2 separate regions of the Homo sapiens genome follow, and region 1 is linked to region 2. The links are chromatin loops, found by intact Hi-C in ENCODE. Cell type or tissue: PC-3. All regions are shown on one strand. Links, peaks and the distances in the headings refer to the core of each region. The heading gives the core; the rest is flanking DNA. Region 1 holds the start of LOC105377094 (a long non-coding RNA gene). Region 2 overlaps DCP1A (decapping mRNA 1A).

The links. Peaks named below come from ENCODE experiments on the same cell type or tissue, not always from the same donor. Only the 100,000 strongest peaks of a DNase experiment are listed, where the experiment ranks them.
Region 1: it touches region 2 in a loop (8-fold over the local background); 6 of 110 quality-filtered maps call a loop at or near these places.

Annotation. Positions count from the first base shown.
Region 1 is chr3:53,368,049-53,376,383 of GRCh38, reverse strand. LOC105377094 (a long non-coding RNA gene) reads left to right here and starts at 5,111. Exons shown (of 3, transcript XR_940847.3): 1 at 5,111-5,156. RefSeq lists a silencer at 1,101-1,150 and an enhancer at 5,295-5,920. In PC-3, for the core only: a CTCF peak has its summit at 1,190 (motif pointing left); a DNase peak (open chromatin) is centred at 1,183; H3K4me3 peaks cover 309 bases; H3K27me3 peaks cover 637 bases.
Region 2 is chr3:53,295,971-53,304,305 of GRCh38, reverse strand. DCP1A (decapping mRNA 1A) reads left to right here. Exons shown (of 10, transcript NM_018403.7): 6 at 16-129. Among named protein-coding and RNA genes, the nearest start is that of SNORD38C, 33 kb to the left of the region's middle. RefSeq lists an enhancer at 2,472-2,641. In PC-3, for the core only: a CTCF peak has its summit at 4,598 (motif pointing left); a DNase peak (open chromatin) is centred at 4,565.

The DNA.
Region 1 (8,335 bases), core at 166-8,165, 72 kb before region 2:
TGTGTTTGTGGTAGGGTCTCACTCTGTCGCCCAGGCTGGAGTGCAGTGACACAGTCTTGGCTCACTGCAACCTCCACCTCCCGGGCTAAGCGATTCTCGTGTCTCAGCCTCCTGAGTAGCTGGAATTACAGGCTCACACCACCACAACTGGCTAATTTTTGTATTTTTTGTAGAGACAGGGTTTCACCATGTTGGCCAGGCTGGTCTCTAACTCCTGGACTCAGGAGATCTGCCCGCCTCAGCCTCCCAAAGTGCTGAGATTACAGGTATGAGCCACTGCACCCGGCTTATATATATATATTTTAAGACAGGATCTTACTGTGTTGCCCAGGCTGGAGTGCAGTGTCACCATCACAGCTGACTGCAGCCTCAAACTCCTGAGCTCCTCCCACCTCAGCCTCCCAAGTCTGGGACTACAGGCAGGAACCACAGCAGTGGCCCCCTGTTAATATTTTTAATAGAAATAATAAAATGAAGAGTAAAGCCTCCCTCCCCTGTCCTAGTCTATTCCGTAAAGATAACCACAGCTCTTTATTTTTCTAGAAAAAAATTGCATATATCACCTATATGTTTGAGTAAAAATTCATACACAAAACCCATCATGCTATAAATTACTACTCTGCACCTCAGTCTTAATATATCTTGGCAATTTTTATCTACATATTTATTTTAACGGTCATGGTGCACGTTTTAAAAAGTGCTTTGCCAGGCCATGCAGGTGGCTCATGCCTGTAATCCCAGCACTTTGGGAGGCCGAGGCGGGCAGATTACCTGAGGTCAGGAGTTTGAAACCAGCCTGACCAACATGGTGAAACCCCATCTCTATTAAAAATACAAAAATTAGCCAGGTGTGGTGGTGTGCGCCTGTAATCCCAGCTACTCGGGAGGCTGAGGCAAGAGAATCGCTTGAACCTGGGAGGCAGAGGTTGTGATGAGCCAAGATCGCGCCACTGTACTCCAGCCTGGGCGACAGAGCGAAACTCCGTCTCAAAGAAAAAAAGAAAAGCGCTTTGCCATTTGTCATATCTTAGTCTCATCGAAACACATTGAGAAAAGAATACTTTATTTTGCAGATAACAAAATTGACCCAGAGTGACATTAAGTGACCTGTCCAAGGTCTCCCGGGAGTTGGAAGCTGAGGCAATAGTAGACACTGGGTTCCTGTCACTCCCTGTACCACAGCGCCTCCCAGTGGCGTCCAGGTGACATTTTTCACCCACAGCACTACTGGGGCCATCCAACACACCCTCTTCCTCCACATAGTCCACCAGATCTCAGGAAAATTTTCATCCACATTATTAAGACCATCCCATAGTCAAAAGCAATATGTCTCTTTTTTTTTTTTTTTAGATGGAGTCTCACTCTGTCGCCCGGGCTGGAGTGCAGTGGCATGATCCCAGCTCAATGCAACCTCTGCCTCCTGGGTTCAAGCAATTCTCCTGCCTCAGCCTCCCGAGTAGCTGGGACTACGGGCACATGCCACCACTCCCAGTTAATTTTTGTATTTTTAGTAGAGATGGGATTTCACCATGTTGGCCAGGCTGGTCTCAAACTCCTGACCTCAAGTGGTCAGCCTGCACTGGCCTCCCAAAGTGTTAGGATTACAGGCATGAGCCACCACGCCAGGCCCCACTGTGTCTCATTTTTACAGACTTTCTTTATTCATGAAATAATTTTTATAGCCATTGCATTGGGATTTAAAATTCTAAATAGAAAGTTAAGTTGTACATCTTATAATATCTAATATTCTAAGCCTTTCAGAGTGGAAAGAGAAGATATGGATGCTAGGGTAAGTTACTTTTGATCAATTTTTTTTAAGTCCAATGTACAGAGTATGTTCAAATGTCTGTGGTTCTTAACTTTTTTGTGAGACACGGACCCTTTTGTTGAAAATCTGATGAAAGCTACCAATCCTCTCCGGTGACAAAAGCACAGACACCTAAAATCTTGCCTTCAATACCAAGGCATTCATTAGAACTTCTAAGGACCATCCACAGGCCCCAGGTAAAAAAGCATTGCAATAGGGCCGGGCGCGGTGGCTCAAGCCTGTAATCCCAGCACTTTGGGAGGCTGAGGCGGGCGGATCACAAGGTCAGGAGATCGAGACCATCTTGGCCGACATGGTGAAACCCCGTCTCTACTAAAAATACAAAAAAAATTAGCCGGGCGTGGTGGTGGGCGCCTGTAGTCCCAACTACTGGGGAGGCTGAGGCAGGAGAATGGCGTGAACCCGGGAGGCAGAGCTTGCAGTGAGCGTAGATTGCGCCACTGCACTCCAGCCTGGGAGACAGAGCAAGACTCCATCTCAAAAAAAAAAAAGCATTGCAATAATGATTTAGTCCCCCGATTTTGCTATACCAAGTATATCTACATTACCAGCAGTGTCACAACATGCTTTTAATTCATTCTTACTTTTAACATATATGCCAAATCTCAGCTAAGTTGGCTATTTGTGGGTATATCAGTATAAGTTCAATTAGCACAGAAAATCTGAAAACCCTGAAATATTTTCTTTCAGTTTTTTTAGAGAATTAACTTTTCCATTGACAAGGCTGATCAACAAAAAGACATTTAAATTAAGATTTGACTTATATTATACAATGATACTTGACACTCATCTTACACTGAAAACAAAACCAAACCAAAGGGAAGTCCAGACTTGGATACGGTGAAGAGTGGTGGAGGGGATACAGGATTCATCTCATCAACTAATCACTTCTTTCAGAAATATAATTAACCTTAGGAGCAGACAAAATTTACTCTGTGGCTTTGGGGTGGGCAAAAAACACTCCATATAGAAAATCCTTTATTCTACCATCTTTCAAATCTTCCATTCTAATTAGGGTATCCTTTTCTGAGGTGCCTTAAGAATCATCTTCTGGCCAGATACAGTGGCTCACGCCTATAATCCCAGCACTTTGGGAGGTCAACACAGGCAGATCACTTGAGGCCAGGAGTTCAAGACCCACCTGGCCAACATGGCAAAATCCCATCTCGACTAAAAATACAAAAATTAGCCAGGCGTGGTGGTGGGCATCTGTAATCCCAGCTACTTGGGAGGCTGAGGTGGGAGGATCACTTGAACTCAGGAGGTGGAGGTTGCAGTGAGCCGAGATGGCACCACTGCATTCCAGCCTGGGCTTCAGGAGTGAGACTCCGTCTCAAAAAAAAAAGCCTCTTCCTTCCTAAGAAGGCTGATTTCCTCATTGTAAGGGAGTCTGCAAATAGCATTACCGTTAAGTAACAGCAAAGTACTGTATCAATGTTTTTCTTCACATAATTAAAACAGCCTTTAATTTCCCTTTTCCCCAGGTGATGATTCCATTTTCTGGTCCAAAGTCCGCTCTGAACAAGAGTTTAGTCAGCTGCCTAAAACATTAAAAGGCTATTTTCAAACACTTCCAAAAGCTGACTCTTTTTCTGCACTATTTAATGACAAGGCGAAGAAAAGAGGGACAGAAGATAGTAACCGTAACATGTTCTCACCTCTAAGACCTTCTCTTCCCTGTACCCCACACCATCGCTAACCTCATCACTCAGAGACTAAACACCTTCTTCAGCATAAGCCCCCCTCTCTGCTGAGTCACTGAATGTTAGAGCAAGAAGCAGAGAACCGAAGCCCTTGCAGACCGGCAAGATGGCGACCCTGCTGCGCATTAAGAGCCTGGTTATGCAGCTGAAGCAAATTCACAGAAGTTCCCGCCTTCCAGTGTTAGGAGGAGATGTTAGGAAGTTTAAGGGAGGGGGTTTTCTCCTTTGTTTTTTGTTTTTTGAGACGGAGTCGTGCTCTGTCGCCAGGCTGGAGTGCAGTGGTGCGATCTCAGTTCACTGCAAACTCTGCCTCCCGAGTTCAAGCGATTCTCCTGCCTCAGCCTCCCGAGTAGCTGGGATTACAGGCGCGCGCCTACACGCCCGGCTAATTTTTGTATTTTTAGTACAGGCAGAGTTTCATCATGTTGGCCGGGATGGTCTCGATCTCGACCTCGTGATCCATCCACCTGGGCCTCTCAAAGTGCTGGGATTATAGGTGTGAGCCACCACGCCCAGCCAAGGGGAGGGTTTCTTTGTTTGGGAGGTTTTGTTTTGGGGGTTTGTTTGGTTTTTGTTGTTGTTGTTGTTGTTGCTGTTTGTTTTTTTCTTTTCTTTTTTTGCCTTCGTTCTGTTTCTCTGACTAGAATTACTTGTCACTTGTTTTTGTTATTCTTTCAACAGAAACCCTGGAGCATAGGGACACAGGACTTATAGGTGTGTACCTGATGCACTCTGAAATTACATTTAGCTTTTAAAGAGGTGTTATTTTGCTCGCTAGAGGGCTTTTTCTTTGCTTTCTAGGCTTAGCACAAGCTCCAAAATCAGATTTGGGTTCTCCCCCTCATAGTGGCCTTAATTATAGGGAGACAGTGGGCTTAACTAGTGAGTCTCCTTCATCTGATTGCACTGCTGTAGGCCTTTTGAAAGTCATTCAGGAAAATATACATAAGAAAAATTGCTATAGCTCTGTGCTGGACCAGCTCAGTGGAAAACTTCTGATTGCCTAGCAATATGCACTTGTCCTTGGCTAACAAATGTCCTCACTTGTTAACATAGATGCCTGGACTCAGCACTTTTCAGTCCTAAACTCTGTTGTCCTTTACTTCTCTTGACAGCTAGCATGTGTTTAAGGGATCCAGAGGGTTGTGGATGGCAATGTACTGGGAAATGTGAACTGTGGTGCCACTATCCATTTCCCAGACAAGGATGAGGGGTCTCTGGGCGGCCACCAGTGAAAGGTCAGGCTTGAGTTTCCAGGAAGGCAGACCCAAATTCCAGAGCCAAGCATTTCAGCGGAGTTACCACATTCTTAATGCATGCTGCCAGGAGTCGTGCTGGCTGTCCCGTACTTATAAAACGAATCTATCATTTATGGGCTGTGAAGAGGAAAGAGAATCTTGTTCTTGACTGAGCTTTTTACTAAGTGGAAGGCCCACGTTTTTCACAACGTGGCCAATTTCTCAATTTCTGTAAGCCTGGGAAGAAGGTAATATCAACCCTATTTTTTCAGATGAGAACACAGATCCAGGGGGAGGAGCCAAGATGGCCGAATAGGAACAGCTCCGGTCTACAGCTCCCAGCGTGAGCTACGCAGAAGACGGGTGATTTCTGCATTTCCATCTGAGGTACCGGGTTCATCTCACTAGGGAGTGCCAGACAGTGGGCGCAGGCCAGTGTGTGCGCGCACCGTGCGCGAGCCGAAGCAGGGCGAGGCATTGCCTCACCTGGGAAGCGCAAGGGGTCAGGGAGTTCCCTTTCCGAGTCAAAGAAAGGGGTGACGAACGCACCTGGAAAATCGGGTCACTGCCACCCGAATATTGCACTTTTCAGACCGGCTTAAAAAACGGCGCACCACGAGACTATATCCCACACCTGGCTGAGAGGGTCCTACGCCCACGGAATCTCGCTGATTGCTAGCACAGCAGTCTGAGATTAAACTGCAAGGCGGCAACCAGGCTGGGGGAGGGGCGCCCGCCATTGCCCAGGCTTGCTTAGGTAAACAAAGCAGCCGGGAAGCTCGAACTGGGTGGAGCCCACCACAGCTCAAGGAGGCCTGCCTGCCTCTGTAGGCTCCACCTCTAGGGGCAGGGCACAGACAAACAAAAAGACAGCAGTAACCTCTGCAGACTTAAGTGTCCCTGTCTGACAGCTTTGCAGAGAGCAGTGGTTCTCCCAGCACGCAGCTGGAGATCTGAGAACGGGCAGACTGCCTCCTCAAGTGGGTCCCTGACCCCTGACCCCCGAGCAGCCTAACTGGGAGGCACCCCCCAGCAGGGGCACACTGACACCTCACACGGCAGGGTATTCCAACAGACCTGCAGCTGAGGGTCCTGTCTGTTAGAAGGAAAACTAACAACCAGAAAGGACATCTACACCGAAAACCCATCTGTACATCACCATCATCAAAGACCAAAAGTAGATAAAACCACAAAGATGGGGAAAAAACAGAACAGAAAAACTGGAAACTCTAAAAAGCAGAGCGCCTCTCCTCCTCCAAAGGAACGCAGTTCCTCACCAGCAATGGAACAAAGCTGGATGGAGAATGATTTTGACGAGCTGAGAGAAGGAGGCTTCAGACGATCAAATTACTCTGAGCTACGGGAGGACATTCAAACCAAAGGCAAAGAAGTTGAAAACTTTGAAAAAAATTTAGAAGAATGTATAACTAGAATAACCAATACAGAGAAGTGCTTAAAGGAGCTGATAGAGCTGAAAACCAAGGCTCGAGAACTACGTGAAGAATGCAGAAGCCTCAGGAGCCGATGCAATCAACTGGAAGAAAGGGTATCAGCGATGGAAGATGAAATGAATGAAATGAAGCGAGAAGGGAAGTTTAGAGAAAAAAGAATAAAAAGAAATGAGCAAAGCCTCCAAGAAATATGGGACTATGTGAAAAGACCAAATCTACGTCTGATCGGTGTACCTGAAAGTGATGTGGAGAATGGAACCAAGTTGGAAAACACTCTGCAGGATATTATCCAGGAGAACTTCCCCAATCTAGCAAGGCAGGCCAACGTTCAGATTCAGGAAATACAGAGAACGCCACAAAGATACTCCTCGAGAAGAGCAACTCCAAGACACATAATTGTCAGATTCACCAAAGTTGAAATGAAGGAAAAAATGTTAAGGGCAGCCAGAGAGAAAGGTCGGGTTACCCTCAAAGGAAAGCCCATCAGACTAACAGCGGATCTCTCGGCAGAAACCCTACAAGCCAGAAGAGAGTGGGGGCCAATATTCAACATTCTTAAAGAAAGGAATTTTCAACCCAGAATTTCATATCCAGCCAAACTAAGCTTCATAAGTGAAGGAGAAATAAAATACTTTATAGACAAGCAAATGCTGAGAGATTTTGTCACCACCAGGCCTGCCCTAAAAGAGCTCCTGAAGGAAGCGCTAAACATGGAAAGGAACAACCGGTACCAGCCGCTGCAAAATCATGCCAAAATGTAAAGACCATCGAGACTAGGAAGAAACTGCATCAACTAACGAGCAGAATCACCAGCTAACATCATAATGACAGGATCAAATTCACACATAACAATATTAACTTTAAATATAAATGGACTAAATTCTGCAATTAAAAGACACAGACTGGCAAGTTGGATAAAGAGTCAAGACCCATCAGTGTGCTGTATTCAGGAAACCCATCTCACGTGCAGAGACACACATAGGCTCAAAATAAAAGGATGGAGGAAGATCTACCAAGCCAATGGAAAACAAAAAAAGGCAGGGGTTGCAATCCTAGTCTCTGATAAAACAGACTTTAAACCAACAAAGATCAAAAGAGACAAAGAAGGCCATTACATAATGGTAAAGGGATCAATTCAACAAGAGGAGCTAACTATCCTAAATATTAATGCACCGAATACAGGAGCACCCAGATTCATAAAGCAAGTCCTGAGTGACCTACAAAGAGACTTAGACTCCCACACATTAATAATGGGAGACTTTAACACCCCACTGTCAACATTAGACAGATCAACGAGACAGAAAGTCAACAAGGATACCCAGGAATTGAACTCAGCTCTGCACCAAGCGGACCTAATAGACATCTACAGAACTCTCCACCCCAAATCAACAGAATATACATTTTTTTCAACACCACACCACACCTATTCCAAAATTGACCACATAGTTGGAAGTAAAGCTCTCCTCAGCAAATGTAAAAGAACAGAAATTATAACAAACTATCTCTCAGACCACAGTGCAATCAAATTAGAACTCAGGATTAAGAATCTCACTCAAAGCCGCTCAACTACATGGAAACTGAACAACCTGCTCCTGAATGACTACTGGGTACAGAACGAAATGAAGGCAGAAATAAAGATGTTCTTTGAAACCAACGAGAACAAGGACACCACATACCAGAATCTCTGGGACGCATTCAAAGCAGTGTGTAGAGGGAAATTTATAGCACTAAATGCCTACAAGAGAAAGCAGGAAAGATCCAAAATTGACACCCTAACATCACAATTAAAAGAACTAGAAAAGCAAGAGGAAACACATTCAAAAGCTAGCAGAAGGCAAGAAATAACTAAAATCAGAGCAGAACTGAAGGAAATAGAAACACAAAAAACCCTTCAAAAAATCAATGAATCCAGGAGCTGGTTTTTTGAAAGGATCAACAAAATTGATAGACCGCTAGCAAGACTAATAAAGAAAAAAAGAGAGAAGAATCAAATAGACACAATAAAAAATGATAAAGGGGATATCACCACCAATCCCACAGAAATACAAACTACCATCAGAGAATACTACAAACACCTCTACGCAAATAAACTAGAAAATCTAGAAGAAATGGATA
Region 2 (8,335 bases), core at 76-8,075:
TTTAACTTTTTAAAGAATCAGATGGGTGACTCAAATATCTCCAGCCCTGGGTTACAGCCAAGCACTCAGCTCTCCAATCTGGGAAGCACCGAGACTCTAGAAGAAATGCCCTCCGGGTCACAGGATAAGGTTTGTACAGCTAAAGCTCTAGCTTTGTCCTAAGTAACAAAGAGTAACATTCAGTAAGGATTCTAATGAGTGCAAGTTTGATTTGTCAGTTGTGTCAAGGTTCAAATGTGCAGCAACATAATGACATCCTCCTAGGTCATGATCCGAGTAACTGTTTAATCTGGATTTTGCAGTAGCCTGCTACCTGGTTTCCCATCTTTTGCTCCCTGGTTGCTTCTTACCTATTCTTAACCCAACAGCCAGAGTAATCCTTGCAAAACATAAGTCAGATCATGGCACTCCTCTGCTTAAAACCCTCCAGCAGTGTCCGAGCTCACTCAAATCATAGCCAGGATCATGACAGTGGCCCACGAGGCCCTACCTTATCTGGCCCCTCTACCCCAGGCCTCATCTGTCACTCTGCATTGCTCACCTGGCTCCAGTCCCATTGGCTCTCTTGTCTTTCCCCAAATGTGCCAGATATGTTCCTGCCTCGAGACAGGCCTTTGCACTTGTTCCCTTGGCCTGTAATACTTTCCTCCCAGATAGGGCTTGCTCCCTTTACTCCCTCAAGCCTCATATGTCCTCCATAAGTCAGGCCTTCTCTGACTACCCTATTTAAAATAACCCTTGGCTAGGCACAGTGGCTCACACCTATAACGCCAGCACTTTGGAAGGTTGAGGCAGGCAGATCGCTTGAGCCCAGGAGTTTGAAACCAGCCTGGCCAATTGACGAAACCCTGTCTCTACTAAAAATACAAAAATTAGCTGGGTGTGGTGGCACGTGCCTGTAATGCCAGCTACTCAGGAGGCTGCAGCACCAGAATGGCTTGAACCCTGGAGGCAGAGGTTGCAGTGAGCCGAGATTGCACCAGTGCACTCCAGTCTGAGCAACAGAGTAAGACTCTGTCTCAAGGAAGAAAAAAATAATAACAGTAACACCCCTTGGACAGGCACAGTGGCTCTCGTCTGTAATCTCAGCTCTTTGGGAGGCCAAGGCAGGAGGATCACTTGAGCCCAGGAGTTAGAGACCAGCCTGGGCAGCATAGTGAGACCCCTTCTCTAGAAACAAATTTTAAAATTAGCCAGACGTGATGTCATGCACCTGTGGTCCCAGCTAATTGGGAGGCTGAGGTAGGAGCCTCGCTTGAGCTCAGGAGGTTTGAGATTGCAGTGAGCCATGATCACACCACTGCACTCCAGCCTGGGTAGCAGAGCAAGGCCCTGTCTCAAAAATTTAATTTAATTTAATTTAATTTAAAAATAAAATAAAACTCCCAGGTGCAGTGGCTCATGCCTGTAATCCCAGCACTTCAGGAGGCCAAGGCAGGCAGATCACCTGAGGTCAGGAGTTCGAGACCAGCCTGGCCAACATGGCGAAACCCCGTTTCTACTAAAAATACAAAATTAGCCGGGTGTGGTAATAGACACCAGTAATCCCAGCTATTCGGGAAGCTGAGGTAGGAGAAATTGCTTGAACCCGGGAGGTGGAGGTTGCAGTGAGCCGTGATTGCGCCACTGCACTCCAGCCTAGGCGACAGAGCAAGGCTCTGGCTCAAAATAAATAAGTAAATAAATAAAATAAAACAACCCTTCCTCACCTCCATCCTCTTACTGTACTTTATTTTCTCACTAAGGTTTCTAACCAGCTAAGATGGTTTCTGTTTTTGTTTTTTGTCTGTCTCCTGCCCACCAAAATATAAGCACCATGTAAAACAGTTTTGTTTTTTTGTTTTTAAGCTGTCTCTTACGGGAAAGAAGGGCAGTTTTATGAGCCTTGTTCATTGCTGTATCCTTAGCATGTAGCACTGTAAATATTTGTTGAATTAGTTCTCTTTATAACTGATAGTCTGATAAAAGAACAGATATCAAATAAAATCCGTAGGTTTTTAAGTAGACTTTTTGTTTTGAGATAATTACAGATTTATATGCAGTTGTAAGAAATAATGCAGAAAGATCCTATGTACCCATTACCCATTTGCCCATTGATAACATTTTGCAAAATATAGTACGATATGACAACCAGGATATTAACACAATCCACACATGTTGTTCAGATTTCCTTTGTTGTGTGTATATTCAGTTCTGTGTAATTTTATCTCATGTATAGCTTTTTGTATATCCACTACCACAGTCAAGATGCTAAATATTTTCATCACCCCCAAGATGTTTTGCCCTTTCATAAACACACTGACTTCCCTGTCATACCCTATTCTGCCTCTGCGTCTACCTCTGCCTCCCCGATCCCGCCATCGTTTAGCCCTGGCAACTATTAATCCATTTTCCAGTTCTATAATGTCATTTCAAGAATATTATATAAATGGAATCATATATATAACCTCTTGAGATTGTCTTTCTTCACTCAGCATAATTCCTGAACATTTCACTGAAGTTGTTACATGTATCAAGTTTGTTTCCTTTTATTACTGAGAGTATTACATGATACGCAAGTACTAAAATTTGTTTAACTGTTTTTGGCAACTCACTTACTGAAGAACATCTAGATTGTTTTCAGTTTTGGGTTATTACAAATAAAGCTCCTATGAACATTTATGTACAGGTTTTTATGTGAACATAAATCTTCATTTCTCTGAGATAAATGCCCAGGAGTGCAAATGTCAGGTCATTTGGTATTGCATGTTTTAGTTTAATAAGAAACTGCCTTGGGAGGCCAAGGCGGGTGGATCACTTGAGGTCAGGAGTTCGAGACTAGCCTGACCAACATGGTGAAACCCCGTCTCTACTAAAAATACAAAAATTGGACGGGCATGGTGGTGGTGGTACCTGAATCCCAGCTATTCGGGAGGCTGAGGCACGAGAATCGCTTGAACCTGGGAGGCAAAGGTTGCAGTGAGCTGAGGTCATGCCATTGCACTCCAGCCTGGGCAACAAGAGCAAAACCCTGTCTCAAAAAAAAAAGAAAGAAACCACCAAACTGTTTTCTAGGAAGTCTGTACAGTCTTACATTCACATCAACAATGTATCCAAAAATGTTTTTAGATATTTAGATAATTAATTTAAACCAAATTTTGTATTCTACCTTCCCATACCCCATTTTTACTGTATCTGGATTTAGGATCATCATCCAGGAGTGTGCAGTGGGCTTACTACTTCCCCTTTCTAAATCATGAATCACTTCATCTTCCTTTTGTGAATCATGAAGTTAAGGATTATTGTACCGCCTAATGCAGATTTGTTGTGAGACCCTAAGGAAGAAATGGACCAGAAAAAAATGACTTAAGAATTATAAGGTCAGGCATGGTGACTCACACCTGTAATCTCGGGACTTTGGGAAGTGGAGGCAGGCGGATCCCTTGAGTCCAGGAGTTTGAGAACAGCCTGGCCAACATGGTGAAACCCTGTCTCTAATAAAAATACAAAAATTAGCCGGGTGTGGTGGTGCACGCCTGTAATCACAGCTACTCAGGAGGCTAAAGTGGGAGGATCACTTGAAACCAGGAGGTGGAGGTTATAGTGAGCCAAGATCGCACCACTGCACTCCAGCCTGGGCGACCAAGGGAGACCCTGTTTCAAAAATCCAACAACAAAAAAAAGAATCAGCCAGGCACAGTGGCTCACGCCTGTAATCCTAGCACTTTGGGAGGCCAAGGCAAGTGGATCACCTGAGGTCAGGAGTTCAAGACCAGCCTGACCAACATGGTGAAACCCCATCTCTACTAAATAGAAAAGAAATTAGCCAGGGGTGGTGGCACATGCCTGTAATCCCAGCTACTTGAGAGGCTGAGGCAGGAGAATCGCTTGAACCCGGGAGGCGGAGGTTGCAGTAAGCTGAGATTGTGCCATTGCACTCCAGCCTGGCCAACAAGAGTGAAACTCCATCTCAAAAAAAAAAAAAAAGTCATAAAGCACTGTCCATTGAAAGATGAAAAATGAGTGTGACAAGCCATAGATGCTAAGCCTTTCAACAATAGCACTGCGTCTGTAGACATACAGAACTCAAGTGGTACAGACAGTGCTGATGTGTTATTCCGTCATTTTTCATATACTTTTAAAACTTCACGTTTGGTCGGGCATGGAGGCTCACACCTGTAATCCCAGCACTTTGCACTTTGGGAGGCCGAGACAGGCAGATCATGAGGTCAGGAGTTTGAGACCAGCCTGGCCAACATGGTGAAACCCTGTCTCTACTAAAAATACAAAAAGTAGCCGGGCGTGATGGCATACGCCTGTAATCCCAGCTACTCAGGAGGCAGAGGCAGGAGAATTGCTTGAACCCAGGAGGGGGAGGTTGCAGTGAGCCAAGATCGTGCCACCACACTCCAGCCTGGGCGACAGAGCAAGACTCCATCTCGGGGTGGGAGGAAGACTCCATTATTTAGGTTATAGTGACAAAATTTTATGAAATACTGAGATCTGGATATTGTCAGAAGTCATGTGATTGACTAAAGTTAGTTTAAATTTATCATCAGCCGCCACAGGCAGATACTACATTTGTTTAGTAACACTGCCATCTAGTGCTGAGGAGCAAGTACTGCTGTCAAGCCTTAATAGTATTACATTCCATTTCAGTTGCATAATTCACTTGTTTAAACTTTTCTTGGGATTGTTTCTGTAGTGTATTTTGTTATTGTTTGTTTCCTATGTTCAAGAATAGTGCCTATCTTATAGTGTGCCCACTGCAGTGACCAGTAGCTCCAAACAGACATGTAAAATTCTCTAAACATCAATTCTCCGTGGGATGAGGAGTGAACCATATTAAACCTGATGCTGAAGATGATAATTTTGTCCTGTGCTGTACATGCTGTTGCTCGCTGAATGCCATTTCCTGAGCTAAACGGTCAGACTAACACTTGATCTACATGAAGTATTAAAAAACTCAGAATCCTAACTTGAAGCATGTTCAAGCATGAGGAAAGAATAACATTTTACCTTTTCTGTGGATGATGGAAGGTTAATTCATGAATAAATAAGCCCAGCTACTAGAGGAGGGCAACCAGTTTTTCTTATCAGAAACAGAAAAGAATGCAGAGACTGTGAAACTTTTGGGAATTTGTGTGAAGAGAAATATTCTGCTCACCCAGGCTCCTATGACAAATTCAACCAGTTAGGTATAATCATGTGTCATTTAACAATGGGAATACTTTCTGAGAAATGTGTCATTAGGCGATTTCATTCTCCGAACATCATAGAGTGTATTTATACTTTCACAAACCAAGAAACCAAGATGGCATTGCCTACTAACACCTAGGCTCGATGGGATAGCCTATGGCTTCTAGGCTACAGACCTGTGCAGCACATTACTGCACTGCGTATTATAGGCACTTGTAACACACTGGTATTTGTATATTTAACCATAGAAAAGGTTTAGTAAAAACACAATATTATATTCTTATGGGACCACTGTTGTATATGCAGTCCATCATTGACCAAAACATGGTTTGTGCCAAATGATAGTATTTCCAAACGTTGATGCATTTTGATCTGTAGCCACCTCAGTTATTCAAACCTTAGCTGTACCTGTTTTCCGGAGGTAAGTATCACCATCCAGGTGATTAGGTAACCTATACTTTGCTGAATTGACATCTCCATATGGTGGCACACTGCTTAAGAATGTAGACTGTATTGTTAGAACTGAGTTGGAGTCTGGTTCTTTTGTTGTATTTGGGCATCATCTATAAAGTAGCAATAATAATTTACCTACTCTAGCAGATGAATAGAGTAATACATGTAAAGTGCTTAGCATATCGCCTCCCACATAGTAAGCATTCTGTGTATGATGATTCATTATTACCATCACAAATTCGTTTATTCTCTCTTATATGAGAAAACCTCCAAAACTGTAATGCTTTACCATACTCCCCATTCTAGAGAAAGTTAGAGAATCTGTCTGGCCTCGCAGTAGTTATAGGGAGGCAGCATAGAGAATCTAGAAACTTTCTGCTGCTTTTAAAGTCAGGGGTCAGGGTTCTACCATATGGTGGTTTCATATTTTAATTTAAAGTAGGTGTGTGTGTTTGTAGAGACAACGTCTCACTCTGTTGCCCAGGCTAGATTGCAGTGGCCTGATCATAGCTCACTGTAACCTCAAACTCTTGGGCTTAAACAATCCTCCTGCCTCAGCCTCCCAAGCAGCCAGGACCACAGGTGCACACCACCTTGTGCAGCTAATTTTTAAATTTTTTGTAGAGGCAGGGTCTCAATATGTTGACCAGGCTGATCTTAAACTCCTGGCTTCAAGCAATGCTTCCGCCTAGGCCTGCCAAAGTGCTGAGATTATAAGCATGAGGCACTCTGCCTGACTTAAAGTAGATTTTTGGCTGTTCAAAGTTAATTTATGTTTCACTGGACAAGGAAAAATTGCTGTCTGGATTATGCCTCAGGTGTATTTTGTGATGAGGTTTCTCCATGTCCTGCCATTTGATTATTCCTTTTCTTAAATTTCTGCAACATAGACCCAATCTGATCTCTGTTTTTCAAAGTAGTTTATACCTAAATATTGGTTTGTGTGTTTGTATACATATGTCTGTAATAGAATGGGGTGGTTATGAGCTGTTTAATTTGCATTAATAAGAATTAGTCTTGTTGGCCAGGCACGGTGGCTGTAATCCCAGCACTTTGGGAGCCGAGGCAGACAGATCACCTGAGGTCAGAAGTTCAAGAACAGCCTGGCCAACATGGTGAAATGCCATCTCTACTAAAAATACAAAAATTAACTGAGCGTGGTGGTGCATGTCTGCATTCCCAGCTACTTGGGACGTTGAGGCAGGACTATCACTTGAACCCAGGAGGTGGAGGTTGCAGTGAGCCGTGATCACACCACTGCACTCCAGCCTGGGTGACAGCAAGACTCCATCTCAAAAATTAAAAAAAAAAAAAAAAGAATTAGTGTTGTTTTCCAATACTTTTTTTTGCTAAGAAACCTGACCCATTTGTTTTCTAAACATATAATGTGTATAAAAAGGAATTAACCCAATTCAAAACTGGGTAAAAGATTTTAATAGGAATCTCCATATAAGGTATACAAATGGCCAATAAGCACATGAAAAGATGCTCCACATCATTAGTCATTAGGGACATGCAAATTCAAACCACACTGAAGTATCACTTCATACTCATTAGGATGGCTAATATCATTAAAATGGAACATCACAAGTGTTGGAGAGTATATGGAAAATGCTCCATATACTCTGTTACCTCATATACTGCTGTATACTGGCAACCATGTTGGATTGCTGGTGATAATGTAAAATGGTTCAGGCACTATGGAAAAAAACAGTTCGGTGATTCCTCAAAAAGTTAAACTTGGAATTACTATATGACCCAGCAATTCTGCTCCTGGGTATATACCCAAAAGAATTGAAAACAGACATTCAAACAGATACTTCCACACCAGTCTTTATAGCAGCAGTATTTGCACTAGCTAGAAGGTGGAAACATCTCAAGAACTCCAGTGTCCATTAATGGATGAATGGATAAATAAATGTCATATATACATGCATTGGAACATTATTCGGCCATAAAAATAAGTGAAGTTCTGATACATGTTGGAACACGGATGAACCTTAAAAACAACAACATGAATATACTAAAGGCCACTGAATTTTACACTTAAATATGGTTAAAATGGTAAGTTTTATGTATATTTTACTACAGTTTTTTAAAATAGGGAGATAAATGTCTATTGTGCTGTCAGTAGACATTTATGATGCCATGAATTCACAAGTGACTAAGTCACAGTGTTCAGTGTAGTAAATGGAACCTGTGAACATGTCTGCAGCTATGTGGCCTGGACAGAGAAGTCTGTCCCAAGGGAGAATTTGTTGTCTATTTTGACCTAGATGGAATGGGTTTGAAATATTACCAGACAGCTGTGTCCTTGATGATTCTTTGCATTGGGAGTGACCAGGAGGTTTATAATAGCCTAGCCTTGGTTATCTTACCAGGTGTTTTGTTGTTGTCTTGCATTGTGGGATATGATATTCCAGGAGCATTTAATGAATTTTTGTTTGGTACTCCATGCTTGCTATTAAGACCACATGGTGGGCCGGGCGCGGTGGCTCATGCCTGTAATCCCAGCACTTTGGGAGGCCGCGGCACGCAGATCACCTGAGGTCAGAAGAAGTTTGAGACCAGCCCGGGCAACATGGTGAATCCTGTCTCTACAAAAAATACAAAAATTAGCTGGATGTGGTGACGCACGCCTATAATCCCAGCTGCTCAGGAGGCTGAGGCATAAGAATCGCTTGAACCTGGGAGGAGGAGGTTA